2 separate regions of the Homo sapiens genome follow, and region 2 is linked to region 1. A link is an interaction called in ENCODE POLR2A ChIA-PET data of the cell type or tissue named here. Cell type or tissue: A673. All regions are shown on one strand. Links, peaks and the distances in the headings refer to the core of each region. The heading gives the core; the rest is flanking DNA.

What was found. Peaks named below come from ENCODE experiments on the same cell type or tissue, not always from the same donor. Only the 100,000 strongest peaks of a DNase experiment are listed, where the experiment ranks them.
Region 2: POLR2A ChIA-PET joins it to region 1 with 13 read pairs; 10 of 35 experiments call an interaction of 5 or more read pairs at or near these places.

What each region holds. Positions count from the first base shown.
Region 1 is chr2:65,216,016-65,225,323 of GRCh38, forward strand. All of the region lies in intron 1 of LOC124907779 (a long non-coding RNA gene), which reads right to left. Among named protein-coding and RNA genes, the nearest start is that of ACTR2, 7.2 kb to the right of the region's middle. In A673, for the core only: no CTCF peak of the experiment used is centred there; no DNase peak of the experiment used is centred there.
Region 2 is chr2:65,353,881-65,363,188 of GRCh38, forward strand. The region is part of intron 1 of SPRED2 (sprouty related EVH1 domain containing 2); the gene reads right to left. Among named protein-coding and RNA genes, the nearest start is that of SPRED2, 74 kb to the right of the region's middle. RefSeq lists enhancers at 3,646-4,147, 4,180-4,329. In A673, for the core only: no CTCF peak of the experiment used is centred there; DNase peaks (open chromatin) are centred at 5,711 and 7,961; H3K27ac peaks cover 1,145 bases.

The sequences.
Region 1 (9,308 bases), core at 641-8,640:
GACTACATTTTCCAGCCTCTCTGACAGGTAAATAGGACTAGCGAAGTTCTAGCTAGTGAGATGGAACTAGAAACACTATAAAATATGGAGCTTCCAGAAACAGTCCCTAAAAGGAAGAAGCTTGCACTTCATCATCTCCATGTCCCAAACCCCACCCCTTCCTCTTTCTTACTGGCTGAGATGTAAAAATGATAAGGGTAGCAAAAACAACCATTATATACTATGAAGCAGAAGCTGTATGATGAAGATGGCAAAGCCATAAGGACAGGAGGCCAGATCCCTGTTGCTGTGGAGTGTCATTCGGCCCTAGAATGTTTACCTACCAACTTCATTTAGGTGGCAGAGAAATAAACATCGATGTTCTAAGACACTGTTACCAGGGTCTTCTGTCGCTCACAGCTGAATCTAACAATGATAAAAGGTTCAGGTTGTGTGCTACCTCCTTAGAGCGGTGTTCCCCATTCTAAGTCACTTTTAATTATTTTTCCTTATAGCACTTCTCATTATCTGAATTTATCACATTTTTTAAGTTTGCTTGTTCAATATGTCTCTCCCAACAAGAATGTAAGCTTCATAAAGGCAAAAACCATGCCCAGGTCCTAGAATGGAGCCTGGCATACCGTGGGTGTTCTGTACATATTTGTTGACTAATAACATCTGGTTGGGTCAGAACCCTACTGGTGTTAGGAAGGGAGGGAGATTCTCTCTCTATCTGCATGGAATAGTTCCAGCCTCTCTGTTCAGATACCACACTTGCCTATCAATTTTCTGATTACGAATTCAACTTTCAAGCGTTTTAAAACCAGAAAATGAGGCTTCTGAAGAGATGGCTCACATCTGTTGGTTAATAAAAGGTATGGGCCAGGCGTGGTGGCTCACATCTGTAATCCCAGCACTTTGGGAGGCCGAGGACGGAGGATTGCTTGAACTTAGGAGTTCAAGACCAGCCTGGCCAACATGGTGAAACCCTGTATCTACAACAACAAAAAACAAAACAAAAAAACAAACAAAAATTAGCTGGGCCTTGGTGGTGCCTGCCTGTAGTCCCAGCTACTGGCTGAAGTGGAAGGATTGTCTCAGCCTAGGAGGCAGAGGTTGCAGTGAGCCGAGATTTCACCACTGCACTCCAGCCTGGGTGACAGAGCCAGACTGTCTGAAATAAATAAATAAATAAATAAATAAATGGAATGTCTTCCATTCTAAATTGATAAATTGGGATGATTATGGTTTATAATTGATTAGGATGCATAGTTTTGGAGGTAAGTAGACAAAGCTATGAACAGCAGTTTTACTGTTTATGGAAGTGTGAACTTGACCAGTTACTTAAATTTGCTGAGCTTTAGTTTTCTCATTTGTTTAAAAAAATAAATAAAAAAACACAAACGAACAAACAAAAAAACCGGAGGGGAATAGTAATATCTGCATTTCAGGACCAATGGGAGTATCAAATGAGACAATCCATGTAAGAGATTAAGCAATTTCCTCAAGGAGAGAGCTAAGAAGTAGGGGGTCCAGGTTTTAAATTCAAGTCTTCGATATGATGCTGGATTCTTAGCTCTTAGCCTCTATATTGTGCCACCACTAAAAAGGCCTCTGTGACTGTCCTTGTCAGAGTTGGATCATCACTTCAACTGGCTTAAAGAGAATATTTTTTTCTCTCTAAAAATCTCAGCTTTATTTGGTGAAGCAAGACTCAGCATTTAGGATTTGGAGTTAGTTCAGTCACAAAATCAGAGTATTTGATATGAAAGATAACTTTTGGATTGGAAAAAGTACTGACAAAATCAATCAATCAAGTTCTAGTCCTAACAGCGGAGCAGCGTATCCCTGAATGAAGTGCTTTAACTTTCATCCCCAAATTTCTTTTCCTGAAATAACATTAATAGCTTTATTGAGATACAATCAACATATCATATAATTCACTCATTTGAAGTGTATAATTCAATGGTAAATTTGTGCAACCATCACCACAATCAATTTTAGAACATTTTCATTATCACAAAATGAAATTTCATACCTGTTAGCAGTCACTCCCCATTTCTCTGCCACCTGCTCCCCCACCTCCCACCCAGTTCAAGCAACCACTAGTCTATTTTCTGTCTTTATAGATTTGCCTATTCTGGAAACTTAATATAAAATTGAATCATACAATATGTGGCCTCTTGCAACCAGCTTCTTTCCCTCAGCACATGTTGTTTTGGAGGTTCATCCATGCTGTGGCATGTATCAGTATTTCATTCCCTTTTATGGCCAAAGATAGTCTATTATATGGATATATGAGCACCACATTTTATCCCCGCACCAGGTAATGGACATTTGGGTTGTTTCCACTTTTTGGGTATTATGATTAATGTTGCTATGAATCTTTGTGTGCAAGTTTTCGTATGGACACATGTTTTCATTTCCCTTGGGTATATACCTAGGAGTAAAATTATTGAGTCATATGGTAAATCTATGTTAAACCTTTCGGGGAACTGCCAGACTGCTTTCCAAAGTGGCTGCACCATTTTGCATTTCCACCAGCAATGCATGAGGGTTCCAGTTTCTCCACACCCTCATTAACATTTACTGTCCTTTGGCTGGGCGCGGTGGCTCACGCCTGTAATCCCAGCACTTTGGGAGGCCGAGGCGGGCGGATCACGAGGCCAGGAGATCGAGACCATACTGGCTAACATGGTGAAACTCCGTCTCTACCAAAAATACAAAAAAAGAAATTAGCCAGGCGTGGTGGCGGGCGCCTGTAGTCCCAGCTACTCGGGAGGCTGAGGCAGGAGGATGGCGTGAATCCGGGAGGCGGAGCTTGCAGTGAGCCGACATCGCGCCACTGCACTCCAGCCTGGGCGACAGAGTGAGACTCCGTCTCAAAAAAAAAAAAAAAAAAAAAAAAAACACAAAAAACATTTACTGTCCTTTTGATGATAGCCAACCTAGTGGGTATGAAATGTAATCTTGCTATTTTGATTTGCATTTACCTGATGGCTAATGATTCGTGTACTTATCGGCCATTTTTATATCTTCTTTGGCCAAATGTCTGCTCAAATGGTTTGGCCCATTTTAAAATTTTGGTTCTTTGTTTTTTTTTTTTATTTTTAGAGTTGGGATGTCACTCTGTCACCCAGACTGGAGTACAGCAGTGGTGTGATAATGGCTCATTGCAGCCTCAAACTCCTGGGCTCAAGTGATGCTCCCAACTTAGCCTCCCGAGTAGCTGGGATTATAGATGCCAGCCACTGTGCCTGGCTATTTTGTTTTGTTTTTTGGTTGTTTTGTTCACTGAGTTGTAAAAGTTCTTTGTATATTCTACATACACGTCCCTTATAGGATATATGATTTGCTGATATTTTCTATCTTTCTGTGAGTTGTCTTTTCACTGTCTTGATGGAGTCATTTGTAGTGCACACATTTTAAATTTTGATGAAGTCCAATTTATCTATTTTTTCTTTTGTTGTTGTACCCTTGATGTTATATCTAAAAATCTATTGCCTAATCTGAAGTCATAAACATTTATACCTATCCCTTCTATGTTTATGATTTTAGCTCTTATATTTAGGTCTTTGATCCATTTTGAGTTAGTTTCTGTAGATGATGTGAGGTGAGAGAGAGATAAAAGAATGAGGGGCCAGGCGCAGGGCTCACACCTATAATCCTAGCACTTTGGGAAGCTGAGGTAGGAGGATCCCTTGAGACCAGGAGTTTGAGACCAGCCTGGCCAACATGGTGAAACCCCATCTCTACTACAAATACAAAAATTAGCTGTATGTGGTGGCACACACCTGTAGTCCCAGCTACTTGGAAGGCTGAGGCAGGAAAACTGCTTGAGCCTGGTAGGTGGAGGTTGTAGTCAGCTGAGATCAGGCTGCTCACTCCAGCCTGGCTGACAGAGCGAGACTTTCATTAACAAACAAACAAAAAAACAAACAAGGCTGGGCGTAGTGGCTCATGCCTGTAATCCCAGCACTTTGGGAGACTGAGGTGGGTGGATCACGAGGTCAGGAGATCGAGACCAGCCTAGCTAACATGGTGAAACCCATCTTTACTAAAAATACAAAAAATTAGCTGGGCATGGTAGCACATGCCTGTAATCCTAGCTACTCAGGAGGCTGAGGCAGGAGAATCGCTTGAACCCAGGAGATGGAGATTGCAGTGAGCCGAGATGATGCCACTGCGCTCCAGCCTGGGTAACAGGGCAAGACTCCATCTCAAAAAAAAAAAAAAAAAAAAAAATAAGAAAAAGAATAACGAATATCACAACTAAAATGTCTACTAAAATTATAGTTTATATTGTACACAAGAAGTGCCTAAGAGTTTTTTTTATTTTAAAAAATCATCAACTAGCTTCAAAACTATAATTCTTCTATTTGAAAGCAACTGGAATGGCTAATAAGGTCAAAACCTATAAGTTTTTGGAAATAAAAAGTTATGAGTTAGGCAAACTGCACTTAGTCATGTTACCTGGTCCAATAAGGCAGCAATTATTAATGGCTGCTAAAACTATTAGGTGACAGGTTCAGTGGGAACTCTGTGATAGATCATGTGATAACACCAGAACCCACTGAATAATTTTAACATCACTAAATGTGGGACACCCAGACATCACATTCCTCCAAATGTGATGCAATGAGAAGTACATGCTGCTGCCTATGAATAATCTTGCCAAAATAACTGAACCTAAACCTAATCAAGTTTCTAGATCTAACTACTAGTTTATAAAAAATATGGAGGTTAGAGGAACAAGAACAATACACTATGGGAACAGTCAGCCAAATCCAGAACATGAGAAATCCTACAGGCCAAATGACCCAGGCTTCAGACAAAAAAAAAGGCATAAAAAAAGAGAGGGGCTAGGTGTGGTGGCTCATGCTTGTAATCCCAACATTTTGGGAGGCTGAGTGGGGAGATCACTTGAGGCCAGGAGTTAAGACCAGCCTGGGCAACACAGCAAGACACCATCTCTCCAAAATAATTTTTAAAGATTAGCTGGGTATGGTGGTACATGCCGGTAGTCCTAGTATTCAGGAGGCTGAGGCGGGAGGATTGCTTGAGTCTAGTTCAACGTTACAGTGAGTTATGATCATGCCACTGCACTCCTGCCTAAGCAACAGAGAGAGACCCTGTCTCAGGAAGAGACAGAGAGAGAGAGAAGAAAGTGTTATAAACTAAAATACAAATATCAAGCAAATGCAATTTGTGAATCTTGTTTAGAATATGATTTAAAAAAAACTTTTTTCATTTATCTTGGGTGTATACCTAGGAGTAAAATTACTGAGTCATATGGTAACTCTATATTAAACCTTTTGGGGAACTGCAAGACTGCTTTCCAAAGTGGCCGCACCATTTTGTAAACTAAAATAGACATATCGGCTGGGAGCAGTGGCTCATGCCTATAATCCCAGCACTTTGGGAGGCCAAGGCGGGTGGATCACCTGAGGTCAAGAGCCTGGCCAATGTGGTGAAAACCCATTTCTACTAAAACTACAGAAATTAGCTGAGTGTGGTGGCATGCGCCTGTACTCTCAGCTATTGAGGAGGCTGACGCAGCAGAATTGCTTGAACCTGCGAGGTGGAGATTGTAGTGAGCCGAGATAGCGCCACTGCACTCCAGCCTGGGTGACAGAGCAAGACTCTATCTCAAAAATAAAATAAAATAAGATAAAATAAAATAGACATATCAAACAAATGTAATTTTTGGACATTGTTTAGAACATTTTTGAGACAATTAGGAAAAACTGGATATGGGCTATTAGCCAATAAGAAATTACTGTAAATTTTGTTAGTTATAATAAAGGCATTGTAATTGTTTTATTATCTCTTTTTTTTTTGGAGACAGAGTCTCACTCTGTCACCCAGACTGGAGTGCAGTGGCACCATCTCAGCTCACTACAACATCTGTCTCCTGGTTCAAGCGATTCTCCTGCCTCAGCCTCTGGAGTAGCTAGGATTACAGGCACGTGCCACCACACCAAGCTAATTTTTGTATTTTTAGCAGAGATAGAGTTTCACCATGTTGACCAGGCTGGTCTCGTACTCCTGACCTCAGGTGACCCACCTGCCTTGGCCTCCCAAAGTGCTGGGATTACAGGCATGAGCCATCGCACCTGGCAGGTATTGAAATTGTTTTAAGTGTGTTTATCAGTAGAACTACCATATGATCCAGCAATCCCCACTGCGAGGTATACATCCCTAGAAAGGAATCAGTATATTGGAGAGATATCTGCACTCTCATGTTTACTGCGGCACTATTCACAATAGCCAAGATAGGGAATCAACCTAAGTGTCCATCAATGGATGAATGGATAAAGAAAATGCAGTACACATACACAATCGAGTACTATTCAGCCATAAAGAAGAATGAGATCCTGTCATGTGCAACAACATAGATGGAGCTGGAGGACATTATGCTAAGTGAAATGATCCAGGGACAGAAAGACAAATATTACATATTCTCACTTACATATGGGAGGTAAAATAGTAGATACCATGGAGATAGAGAATAGAATGGTCGTTATCAGAGTCTGGGAAGGGAAACTGGGGAGGGCGAAGACAAAGAGAAATTAGTTAATTGTCAAAAAAATACAGTTAGATAGAAGTTCTAGTATTTGAAAATACAATAGGGAAATTATAGTTGACAATATTTTATCATATATTTCAAAATAGCTAGAAAAGAATAATTGTATTGTTCTCAGGCTGGGCATGGTGGCTCATACCTGTATTCCCAGATCCAAGTGAGATGATAGAATCCCTCCCAAAAAGTCCTTCCTAGGCCAGGTGCAGTGGCTTACACCTGTAATCCTAACACGTTGGGATTGGGAGGGAGGATCCCAATGAGATGAGGATCACTTGAGGCCAGGAGTTGGGGACCAACCTGGTTAACATAGCGAGACCCAATCTCTCTCTCTCTCTCCCTCTCTCTTTCTCTCTCTCTCCCCCTCCCTCTTTCCTTTTTTTTTCTTTTCTTTCTTTCTCTCTCTCTCTTTCTTTCTTGCTCTCCCTCTTTCTTTTTCTTTCCTTTTTTTTTTTTTTTTTTTGAGACAGGGTCTCACTCTGTCACCCAGGCTGGAGTGCTGTGGGGTGATTTCAGCTCACTACAACCTCTGCCTCCCAGGCCAATCAGCTAATTTTTGTATTTTTAATAGAGATGGGGTTTCACCATGTTGGCTAGACTGGTATTGAATTTCTGGCCTCCACTGATCCACCTGCCTTGGCCTCCCCAAGTGCTGGCATTGCAGGCATGAGCCACCGTGCCCAGCCACAATCTCTATTTCTTTTAAATACAATAAAATAAAAAACAATAAAATTATAATAAAAAAGTCATTCCTGAGTAGGATGACTCGGGTTAAGAATGACTTAGGTTTTCATGATAGATCTGGAGTTTCCAAAACTCTGGGTAAACAGAGCTCAGGCTTTGAGGACAGGCACACCTGTGTCTAATCCTGCTTCTGCTACATGATAGGTACATTTGGGCAGGTAACTTAAATTTTTTAAAGCCTTATTGGAGTTACAACATGAAATTTACACATCTCAAAATTTACCTATTACAAGTGTGCAGTTTATTTTTAGTAAATTTTTATGGTTGTGTAACCATTACCAAAATCTAGTTTTAGTATTCCATCAATCCGTAAAGTTGTCCCATGCCCATCTGCAGCCAAACCTGGCTTCCAGTTTCAGCCCCAGCAATCACTAACCTGCTTTCTGTATCTATAATCTTGCTTTTTCTATATTTGTGATTTTCCTATGAAATCACAGTCTTTTTATCTGCTATAGTGTTTTTTTACTTTCATCCATGTTACAGCATGTATTGGTTTATTTTTATCACCAAATATTCTATTGTATGGCTGTACTACATATTGTTTACTCATTCACAAACTGATAAGACATTTGAATAGTTTCCACTTTTTGCCTATTATGAGTAATTCTGCAATGGACATGTAGGTATGAGTCCATGGACATATGTTTTCATTTCTTTTAGGTATATACCTAGGCGTGAAATTGCTGGGTTATATGGCAATTTATGCTTAATTTTTTAAAAAACTGTCAAACTGCTTTCCAAAGTGCCTGTACCATTTTACATTCTCACCAGGAATGTAGGAGTGTTTGTTTCTCCACATTCTTGCCAAACTTGTTTTCCATTTTTTTTTGTTTTATTTTGTTTTGTTTGTTTTTGAGACGGAGTCTCGCTGTCACCCAGGCTGGAGTGCAGTGGCACGATCTCCGCTCACTGCAATCTCTGCCTCCCAGGTTTAAGCGATTCTCCTGCCTGAGCCTCCCAAGTAGCAGGGATTACAGGCACCTGCCACCACGCCCGGCTAATTTTTGTATTTTTTAGTAGAGACGGGGTTTCACCATGTTGGGTCAGGCTGGTCTCAAACTCCTGACCTGAAGTGAGCCACTCGCCTTGGCTTCCCAAAGTGTTGGGATTACAGGTGTGAGCCACCTAGCCCCGCCAAAACTTGTTTTCTATTTTTCTGATTATAGCCATTCTAGTGGGTATTAAGTGTTATCTTATTATGCTTTCAATGTGCATTTCTCTAATGATTAATGATGATGAATATCTTTTTATGTACTTATTTGCCATTCATAAATCTTCTTTGGTAAAATATCTATTCAAATATTTTCTTCTAGTTCATGGCTTTTCTTTTTCTTTTTCTTTTTTTTTTTTTTTTTTGAGATGGAGTTATGCTCTGTTGCCCAGGCTGGAGTGCAGTGGCATGATTTTGGCTCACTGCAACCTTTGCCTCCTGGATTTAAGCAATTCTCCTGCCTCAGCCTCCCAAGTAGCTGGGATTGCAGGTGCCCGCCACCACGCCCAGCTAATTTTTGTATTTAGTAGAGATGGGGTTTCACCATGTTGGCGAGGCTGGTCTCAAACTCCTGACCTCAGGTGATCCACTCGCCTCAGTCTCCCAAAGTGCTGGAATTACAGGCGTGAGCCACTGCGCCCGGCCCTTTTGCTTTATTTTCTACTTTTTTTTTAATTGCTTGTTGCCTAAGACAGACCAAGATTTTTTGTTTTTGTTTTCTTCTTCTTTTTTTTTTTTTTTTTTTTTTAGATAGGGTCTGGCTGTCACCCAGGCTGTAGCGTAGTAGCGCAATCTCAGCTCACTGCAAATTCTGCCTCCTGGGCTCAAACCATCTTCCCACCTCTGCCTCCCAAGTAGCTGGGACTATATGCACAGCTAATTTTTGTATTTTTTGTAGAGATGGGGTTTCACCATCTGGCCTAGGCTGGTCTTGAACTCCTGAGCTCAAGCGATCCACCCACCTTGGTCTCCCAAAGTGCTGGGATTACAGATGTGAGCCATTGTCCCAGT
Region 2 (9,308 bases), core at 759-8,758, 140 kb after region 1:
TCTTGCACCTGCCTTGCAGACATCCTTGGGAGTGGAATGGATGCTCTGCCCAGCTGTCCTTAGTCAAGGGTACAAGGCAGTGTGCCATGCACCAGTCTGGCCTCCTTTCTTTCCTGCTGTGTCCTGTGACCCACAAGGGCCAAAAAAAAGGAAATGAAGCAAAGACACAAAGGAACAAAGATCAGAGCTGGAAGTTAAACACGTAAGCTTTACAGAGGCTTAGGAGCCTTTGAGGAAGTAGTTGGGAAAATACCGGCAGGCAATTAGGGATCCTCTGACATCCCCCGAGCCTGGGAGCCCTGAGTGACAGTTCTGGTAAGCTTGAAAAACCTACTGTGGCAGATGGAAGTTGGAGCTTCTAGTGCCCCCATCATCTTCTCAGAGAAAGCCCCAATTTTAGCGGCAAATCTATATGGACTGTAAATAGAAGGTGGTGATACCCACGGCATTAGCAATGCCCAGGCACACTGGAAGTTACCTCATAAAATGCTGGTTTTCTGGTTTCCATTTCAGCAAGGTTGACAAAGTTACATTAGACTCACTGCATTGTACTGTGTTTAAACGCAATTTTAAATTTCACCTCTAAGTGTTTATCTCCTGTAGCTTGAACACGTATAAATCCTGCACAGGAAAAGAGTGATTTGGCTAGATTCTATCTACAGTGCTCTCATGAAAAAAAAAAAAATCTTAATAGAAACTTTTTGATTTTATCAATACTTATTTAATCTATCAAAAATGTCTTAAGGATACCACTATATTTGTTGGTTTTTTTTTTTAAATCTTTTCAGCATTTTAATTCAGTACTCAAATTTATAAACCACAAGAATACTAAATATATACAAGATGACAGACCACGTGTAATTGGGACACAATAAAGGTTAAGGTTGTTCAACCTAAAACCCTAACATGGGGCAGTTTTAAACATGGGCAACGAAGTGTTCGCTGAAGTAAATCTTAGCTTCAGCACACAGGCAGCCAATTTTAGAAGTAATGTCTAAGACAGATTTTTAAAAAATGGCTCCTGGGCAATTTTCTCTTGTCAATATGTTCTTCTTGTGCAAGTACCTCTTGAGGTGAGTAATGCACCTGGCCCAGGAGAAGGAAAGCCCAGCAGAGGGCTGAGGTCAGGCCTGGGGGGACTGGCAGGACAGGCATGGTAGTTTAGTAATTAGATTATAATCAGCGAAGAATGGAACAACTTTTTCTTGAAGTTTGAAAACTCTTTGCTCTAATCCTTACTAATAGCAGAAATCCTAATTTTCTCATCCTGGGGGACCAGGGAACTGGAGACTCCTGGGCATATGCCTCTTAAATCCTTGGTGGGTTTCCTAGTCAACCAGTTAGGGGCCTCTGTATCAGTCACGTATCTGTGCAGCAGATAAATCACCTTAAAGAAGGCTCTACAATTAATTTAGGAAATTATGGGAAGATTTTACTGTGAAAGATTGTTGACATTCAAGGCATGTGTCAGAGGTAGTTCTGAGTTTTTTTCAAAAACCACGAAAACACGAATGGCTCTGACATGAGTAAACTACTTTAAAAAATAAAATTTATGGCCAAGTGTGGTTGCTCATGTTTGTAATCCTAGCACTTTGGGGGGACGAGGCAGGTGGATCACCCAAGGTCAGGAGTTTGAGACTAGCCTGGCTAACATGGAGAAAGCTCGTCTCCATCAAAAATACAAAAAAGTAGCCGGGCATGGTGGTGGACACCTGTAAACCCAGCTACTCAGGAGGCTGAGGTTCAAGAATCGCTTGAACCTAGGGGGCAGAGGTTGCAGTGAGGGAGTACTGGGAGTTGAGAGGCCAAAGTCTGAATCTAGGTTTATGATTTTGCTTTTATTGTCTGTCTGCTTTACTGAGTTGAGCCTGAACTTCTGGAGTTCATAATTAATCAAGATCAAAAGATTACCATCTTAAAGCAAACAAAATAACCCATCCCGAAGAAACGTTTCTTCTACTTTTTATTCCAGAAGCAGTAATTTTCTGACTTTCCCTCTGTTTTACACACCCTTCCAAAAATGGTATTTGTGATCCACATTTAAACCCCAAAGGCCAGCTAATGGAAATGTCAGATTACTAAACAAAATTAACTCTCACCACATTAAAGTGTACATGTAATAGAAAAATTGGTACTTCAAAAAACAAATGGCAAAGAGGAGTTGTTTAAAGTTAATAATCTCCAATTTAGGGCTTTAAATTGCAGCCCTTGAACTCCTATGCCTGACTTTCTCAGAATATTTTTGCTTTCTTTCACATTATTGGAGAAAACAAAGGAAGGGAGTATGTAATAACCCACCCGTTGAAATGTCTAGGAAGAAATGCCATGATATTTGCAACCTACTTTGAAATGCATTTAAAAAAACATGGAATCATGGATGGAGATAGATGGATAGATATGTGTATGATAAAACAATAATAGCAAAATGCTAATTGCAGACTTGAGGTGGTAGGCATATGGATGTTGAGCATACACTTCTTTCAACTTTTCTGAACACCTGAAAATCATAAATATTGGGAGAGTGAGAGATTTGTAGTGTTATGGTTGATTTCTAAATGGAAATCAACACTAAATCTACAAGATGCTGATAATGGTACTAAACAGAATCTGATTACTTTTCTTTCTGCTATTTAGAGTGCAGTTCCCCAGTTCCCTCTTTTTTTTTTTTTTTTTTTTTTGTGTGTGTGTACCTGCTATCTACCACCTGCCCTCTACCCCAAAGAAAACCTAATAAGAAGGTCAGGAAATGACTCTACCAAACTATGTTAATACCAAATTCTAAACCTACAAAATCCTTTACAAGCCAGCCCTTAATAAGACCTGTTCTCTGGCCGGGCGCGGTGGTTCATGCCTGTTATCCCAGCATTTTGGGAGGTTGAAGTGGGCAGATCACCTGAGGTCAGGAGTTCCAGACCAACCTGGCCAACATGGTGAAACCCCGTCTCTACTAAAAAAATACAAAAATTAGCTGGGTGTGATGGCGGGCACCTGTAATCCCAGCTACTTGGGAGGCTGAGGCAGGAGAATCGCTTGAACCCGAGAAGCGGAGTTAGAAGTGAGCTAAGATCACGCTACTGCACTCCAGCCTGGGCAACAGAATGAGTCTCTGTCTCAAAACACAAAACAAAACAAAAAACCTGCTCTCAAACAAAAGAAGGTGATAATTTAACCTATAGAGGAGGGAGGAAAATCAGCAGATCATGCTAGCAATAAGCTGACAGGATTTTTAAGAGCCTGTTTATATTCCCACAGGTCCACTAGAAATGGATGCCCTCTCAGATGGCAAGAATTACTAATGCATTTAGTTCCTTTTTTTCTAGGATTCTGCCACCTCCCTCATTAGAGATGGAGAGCTAAACACACAGATAAACAAACAACACACAGTCAAGGCACCTGTTCTCCCTGAAGCATGCTGGACGGCTTCACTTCCCTCCTGGAGAGTGGTATAGAGGTCAGCCCGAAGGCAGAGTTCAGGTCTTCACATTAGTTCCACCTCTTAAGCTATTCATACAAAGAACTGTGGAAACCGTCTATGCTAGACTCCTCTCTCACGTGGAAAAATTAAAATCCAGACTGCAGAAGGGACTTGTTCAAGGTCACTGACATTAGGGACAGATAAAGGACTAAGATCAGTCTCTGTGACAACCCCCGATCACACTTTTGAAAGGACCTCGTGTGGTGGCAGAAGTGCGCATATTCAAGTTAGGTGCTCTGGAGGATAAGTTATTCCTTATCTTGGTCCCTTGAAATTTACTGGATAGGCAACTGATTGTGAAAGGAATTCTAAGGAGAAATGAAGAGGTAACACTGGCAACACAGCTACATGAAAAAATCACAGAGCTAGAGGGTGATCCTACTCATCCTGCTGAAGTTTCACACCAATAGAGGTAATTCCTTTTTGGATCTGTTGTAATGAGTGCCGTAAGTCAGGACAGGTGACCTAACCTGACCTAACCTCCATTACACATCTTCTCACAACCGGGTGAGGCACCCCAAACTCTTATTACTGAGCTTCAGTTTCCTTATGTGTAAAATGAGGGGTAGAGACCACAAATGACTTTTGAGACCCTTTCAACTTTGATCCCTTTTCATGCTTTGTGTTTTAAAAAAATGGCCTTAAAGTCCTGTAGTTGTGGCAGAGGGCTTAGCAAACTTAAGCCACTAAAATACCCTACAAAAGCAGATCAGAAAACTTTCAGCAGTAAAATGCAACTGAGAGTATACTTTGAGTAGAGAAAAAACTTGAAACCACAAAGACCTGAAACCATGACAGACTAACAGATATGTTCTCTCAGTGCCAGTGTTATGACACAATTATGAAGTTTCCAGGAGTGAAACTGGTTTATCCAAGTATTTTGAAAAAGCAAGAAAATGATGAAAATTGAGTTTTAATAAGTTTAATAAGATCCTCTGGGGGAAAATAAAAGGTACAACCTGGTCATCTAGCTGGGTTTACGCATCCACAAATGTGAGATTCTCTTTAGCCACATGGAAGAAAAACCCCATGACATATTTATGGAACAAATGCAGGCCAAGAAGAGAAGAGAGATCTACCCTTTTTCTCCCAAACAGTTGATTCTATCTGCCTTATCAGTTGACTCAACATGAACTCCCCAGCCCCAATCTTTACTACATTCAGAGTGAAAAGGAGAAAATGTTAGGAAAAGGTAACAAAGCAATTATTTAGCTTAAAAATAGGGAAAGACATTTCTTATAGACCTCTGCTAAAGCAGCTCAGTGCACATCAAGTTGCAACTTAGGTTTAAGTTGCTTCAATGTGACAAATAATTTCTGGTCCAAACGTAAGTCAGTTGTTTGAAATTGGAATGTATCTTCCCTACAGAAAAAACATAAAATGGTGGGCAACTGGGTTCCCAATCCAGCCCACGAAAGCCCAATCAACGTGGAAAAATATTCCCAAATGTTTCAACTGCTTACTGACAGTCTCCTTGACAAGAAGCCTCTTTCCCCACTGCCAGAAAGGCCAGTTCCTCTCAGCTCTTGCTGGGTTTTGGCCAAGGGCTTTCCTATCTGGGGGTGGGGTGAGGGAGAAAAGGTAAGGAGGAGGAATTCTTCTTAAACTTCTGATTTAGGCTTCATTTTGGGGATCCTCAGAATGTGGCACCACTGAATCTTGAATGGCTCTAAAAGGATCCGTACTGATGTTATTTTACAAATCCCAACTTAAGTGTTACTGGGGAAATTCTTTCCTTTTAGGGTCACAATGACTGTTGGTGAGCAATTAAGTCAAGTGTCAGGCTCATAGGATATAGTCATGATGCAATGGATTCTTGACTAGTTGACTACACAGAGGGACAGGATTTGTCCTACAAGCGCAATTTCCTTCCGAGTTATAACAAGACAGAGCCATCCACTCAGTACACATATTTCCCATGTTACTTTCCTGACATAAAAGAACTAGGCAGCAAGGATAATGTAAAGGCCAACTAGCTACCAAGCTTCCTCAGTTTTAACACGTTAGTCTTAAAATATTTTTTCATTTATAAGGGAGTAGTGTAGTTTGAAGTACTTGATTCAGAAAGAACTCCAGGAAATACTAGAGCTATCTCCACCTCCCAAAGCCAACTAGCTTGTGGAGGCACTAGAAGGCATTTTTTTTCAAGACTCATGATTTTCACAGATAACTGAAACCCTGCGTGGCTAAGCTGCTGAAGTTGGGCTTTCCTGGCCATCACCAACATGTTTGCAGCAGGGAGCCCAACCAAGCTTTAAGTCATGCAGTCTGTGGTGGTTAAAGACCACTGCTGGCTGGGCGCAGTGACTCACGCTTGTAATCCCAGCACTGTGGGAGGCTGAGGCGGGTGGATCATGAGGTCAGGAGATCCAGACCATCCTGCCTAACACGGTGAAGCCCCGTCTCTACCAAAAATGCAAAAAATTGGGCCAGGTGCGGTGGCTCATGCCTGTAATCCCAGCACTTTGGGAGGCCAAGGAGGGTGGATTACCTGAGGTCAGGAGTTTAAGACCAGCCTGGCAAACATGGTGAAACTCCGTCTCTACTAAAAGTACAAAACTCAGCCTGGTGTGGTTCTGTGTGCCTGTAGTCCCAGCTACTCGGGAGCCTGGGGCAGGAGAATCGCTAGAACCCCGGAGGCGGAGGTTGCAGTGAGCCAAGGTCGCGTCACTGCACTCCAACCTGGGCGACAGAGCGAGACTCCATCTCAAAAAAAAAAAAAACAAAAAAAAACAAAAAAAAAACAAAAAAAAAAAAAACAAAGACCAAAAGACCACTGCTCAAGACAGGACAACCAAGTGGCTACTGCCAACTTCTTCCACCAGAGAGCTTTACTGACAGGTGGAAGGGCCCTCGACTTAATGTTGGTCAAAAGGAACAACTCTCTGCTCATTTCACTCACTGGTGTGCTTCAGCCACTTCTCAGGACTAACTTCACACAGTTTCATTCTCCAGGAAAGTCACAGTCACTGAAAGCATCCTGGATATGCCATCCCCTGAAAACTGCCGCACACCCAGCAGTGAGTTGCTGGCATATATGGAAGCTCTTGTGTTAACTTTTTCTTGTGTGTTCGCATATAGCGAATTAACCTTAACACCTGTGGTCCATACATACAATGGAATTATTCCGCCTTAACAAAGAAGGAAACATTGTCATATGCTATAACATGGATGAATCTTGAGGATATTGTGCTAAGTGAAACGTCAGTCACAAAAAGAAATACTGCATGATTTGTTCCGCTTACACCAGCTATCTAAATGTGACTAGTCAAAGTCCTAGAAACAAAAAGGAGAACAGTGGTTGCCAGAGGCGGGGGGCTGGGGAGGGGAGTGAGTTGTTTAATTGGGAAAGAGTTTCAGTTTTGGATGATGAAAACGTTCTAGAGATCTATTATACAAACTTGGATATAGTTAACACTACTGTACTGTTCACTTACAAATGGTTAAGATGATATACGCTATGTTATGTGTTTTTTACCACAATAAAAAAAGATAAACTGTGAAACAAAGAGAGGCTACTTGAAATAGGTAAAGAACCCCAAATTTAGAAATGTTGGGTTTAGCTTAGGAGCATTTCTGCAGTCCTTAAGAAGTAAACATTCACTTTGGGAGGCCAAAGCAGGAGGATTGCTTAAGCCCAGGAGTTTGAGACCAGCCTGTGCAACAATGTGGGACCTCATCTCTATTTTTATTAAAAAATTCTTTTAAAAGAAAAAAGGAGTAAACATTAACACTATTTAAAAAGTTAACTTTCCCCTAATTACAAAAGTAACATATGTCCCCATTATGCAAACTACATACATCACAACCCTCCCTTAAAAAGCATTCTTCTATACTATGAGGAGCAATTAATAAATATGCAAGACCTTCTCAAGAAAACTATAAAAGGAAGATCTTATGCTTCAAATGTAAGTGTAAATGTTGGCTTTGCTTTGTTCCTTGGGGTACCAGGTGAATCATATATAAGAAAAACACAAACATTTCCTTTGGTACTGGTTTTACTGAGACAAAAATGGCTTTTCTTACAAAATCATTTCAAAGAAGAACAGAAGAAAGTTAAACAAAATAGATTTTCCCTGAATTGTTAGCTCTGACAAATTCCTCTAATCCTTAGGCAGTTCTACTTTAATAGAAAGAACACTTACAATGTCTACAACACCAGCAACAGAATACACCAAAATATTTTTCATGATTAGTCCCTTTTCATCTCTTGTATTCTAACCTCAGTTGTAAAGATTAAACACACAGATTATTAAACACACACACATAATCACAAGAATTTCCTGACAGTTCCATTTCTTCTACATGGGGGTTAAGCGATGTTTTTTAATATTACTCAAAGCAGGGAAAAAGGGGCTGTTTTATTTTTCTTTGGAACAGGTTCCAGCCAGATTTTGCACATTGCAGTTCTCTGGCGACGTGATGAGAACACATGCCCACCCACAGACACTAATTTTGCTCTTCACCCCTCCCAAGCAGCCTTTATGACACATGCTGTCTGTGCTTCATTTAATGGAATTCAAGAGGCCCAGTCAAACAGCAGAGCCCCACAGGGCCAGGGCAACAACAGGCAACCCATCTCCTCCACTGGATGGGTACAGGGAACATGTGTTTAAAAGAAAACAACAACAACAAAAAAAGCCAAATCTAGCTTGGACATCTCCAATCTGAAGAATCTTTACAAATGAATGAATGAAGTCATCTCTTCGATTGAAATCAAGAAAGAGATAGTAATCTTGCTGTAGTTCTTATACACTGAACTCTATGAAGATGATGCAGCTAACTGTCTGAGCTGCTCTCAGATGTGCAGCAAAGAAGGTATCACTCTCATCCCAAGCCAAAAGCTCTAAGAGGGCTGAAGTGCCAGCCTGCTTCTGCAGCACTTGCTTTCTCTATGGTCATCATCTGTTTTTTTTTGTTTTTGTTTTTTTTGAGATGGAGTCTCACTCTGTCGCCCAGGCTGGAGTGCAGTGGCGCGATCTGGGCTCACTGCAAGCTCCGCCTCCCGGGTTCACGCCATTCTCCTGCCTCAGCCTCCCCAGTAGCTGCAACTACAGGCGCCCGACACCACGCCCAGCTAATTGTTTTGTATTTTTAGTAGAGATGGGATTTCACTGTGTTAGCCAGGATGGTCTCGATCTCCTGACCTGGTGATCCACCCACCTCAGCCTCCCAAAGTGTTGGGATTACAGGCGTAAGCCACTGCGCCCGGCCGTCACCTGTTATGAAGAAACCTTGGCAAATAAGAATCCAACTGGGTTGGGAGGCCAAGGTGGGTGGATAACCTGAGGTCAGGGGTTCGAGACCAGCCTGGCCATCATGGTGAAACTCCATCTCTACCAAAAATACAAAATTAGCCAGGCGTGGTGGTGCATGTCTGTAATCCTAGCTACTTGGGAGGCTGAGGCAGGAGAATCGCTTGAACCAGGGAGGTGAAGGTTGCAGTGAGCCAAGATCATGCCATTGCACTCCAGCCTGGGCAACAAGAGTGAAACTCCATTTCAAAAAAAAAAAGAAAAGAAAAGAAAAGAAAAAAACGGCTGGGCACGGTGGCTCATGCCTGTAAACCCAGCACTTTGGGAGGCCGAGGCGGGCGAGCAGGCCAGCCTGCTTCTGCAGCACTTGCTTTCTCTATGGTCATCATGTTTTGTTTTTTTTTTTTTTTTTTTTTTTTGAAAGGTTTGAGACCAGTCTGACCAAAGTGGAGAAAACCTGTCTCTACTAAAAATATAAAATTAGCTGGGTGTGGTGGCACATGCCTGTAATCCCAGCTACTCGGAGGCTGAGGCAGGAGAATCACTTGAACTTGGGAGGCGTAGGTTGCAGTGAGCCG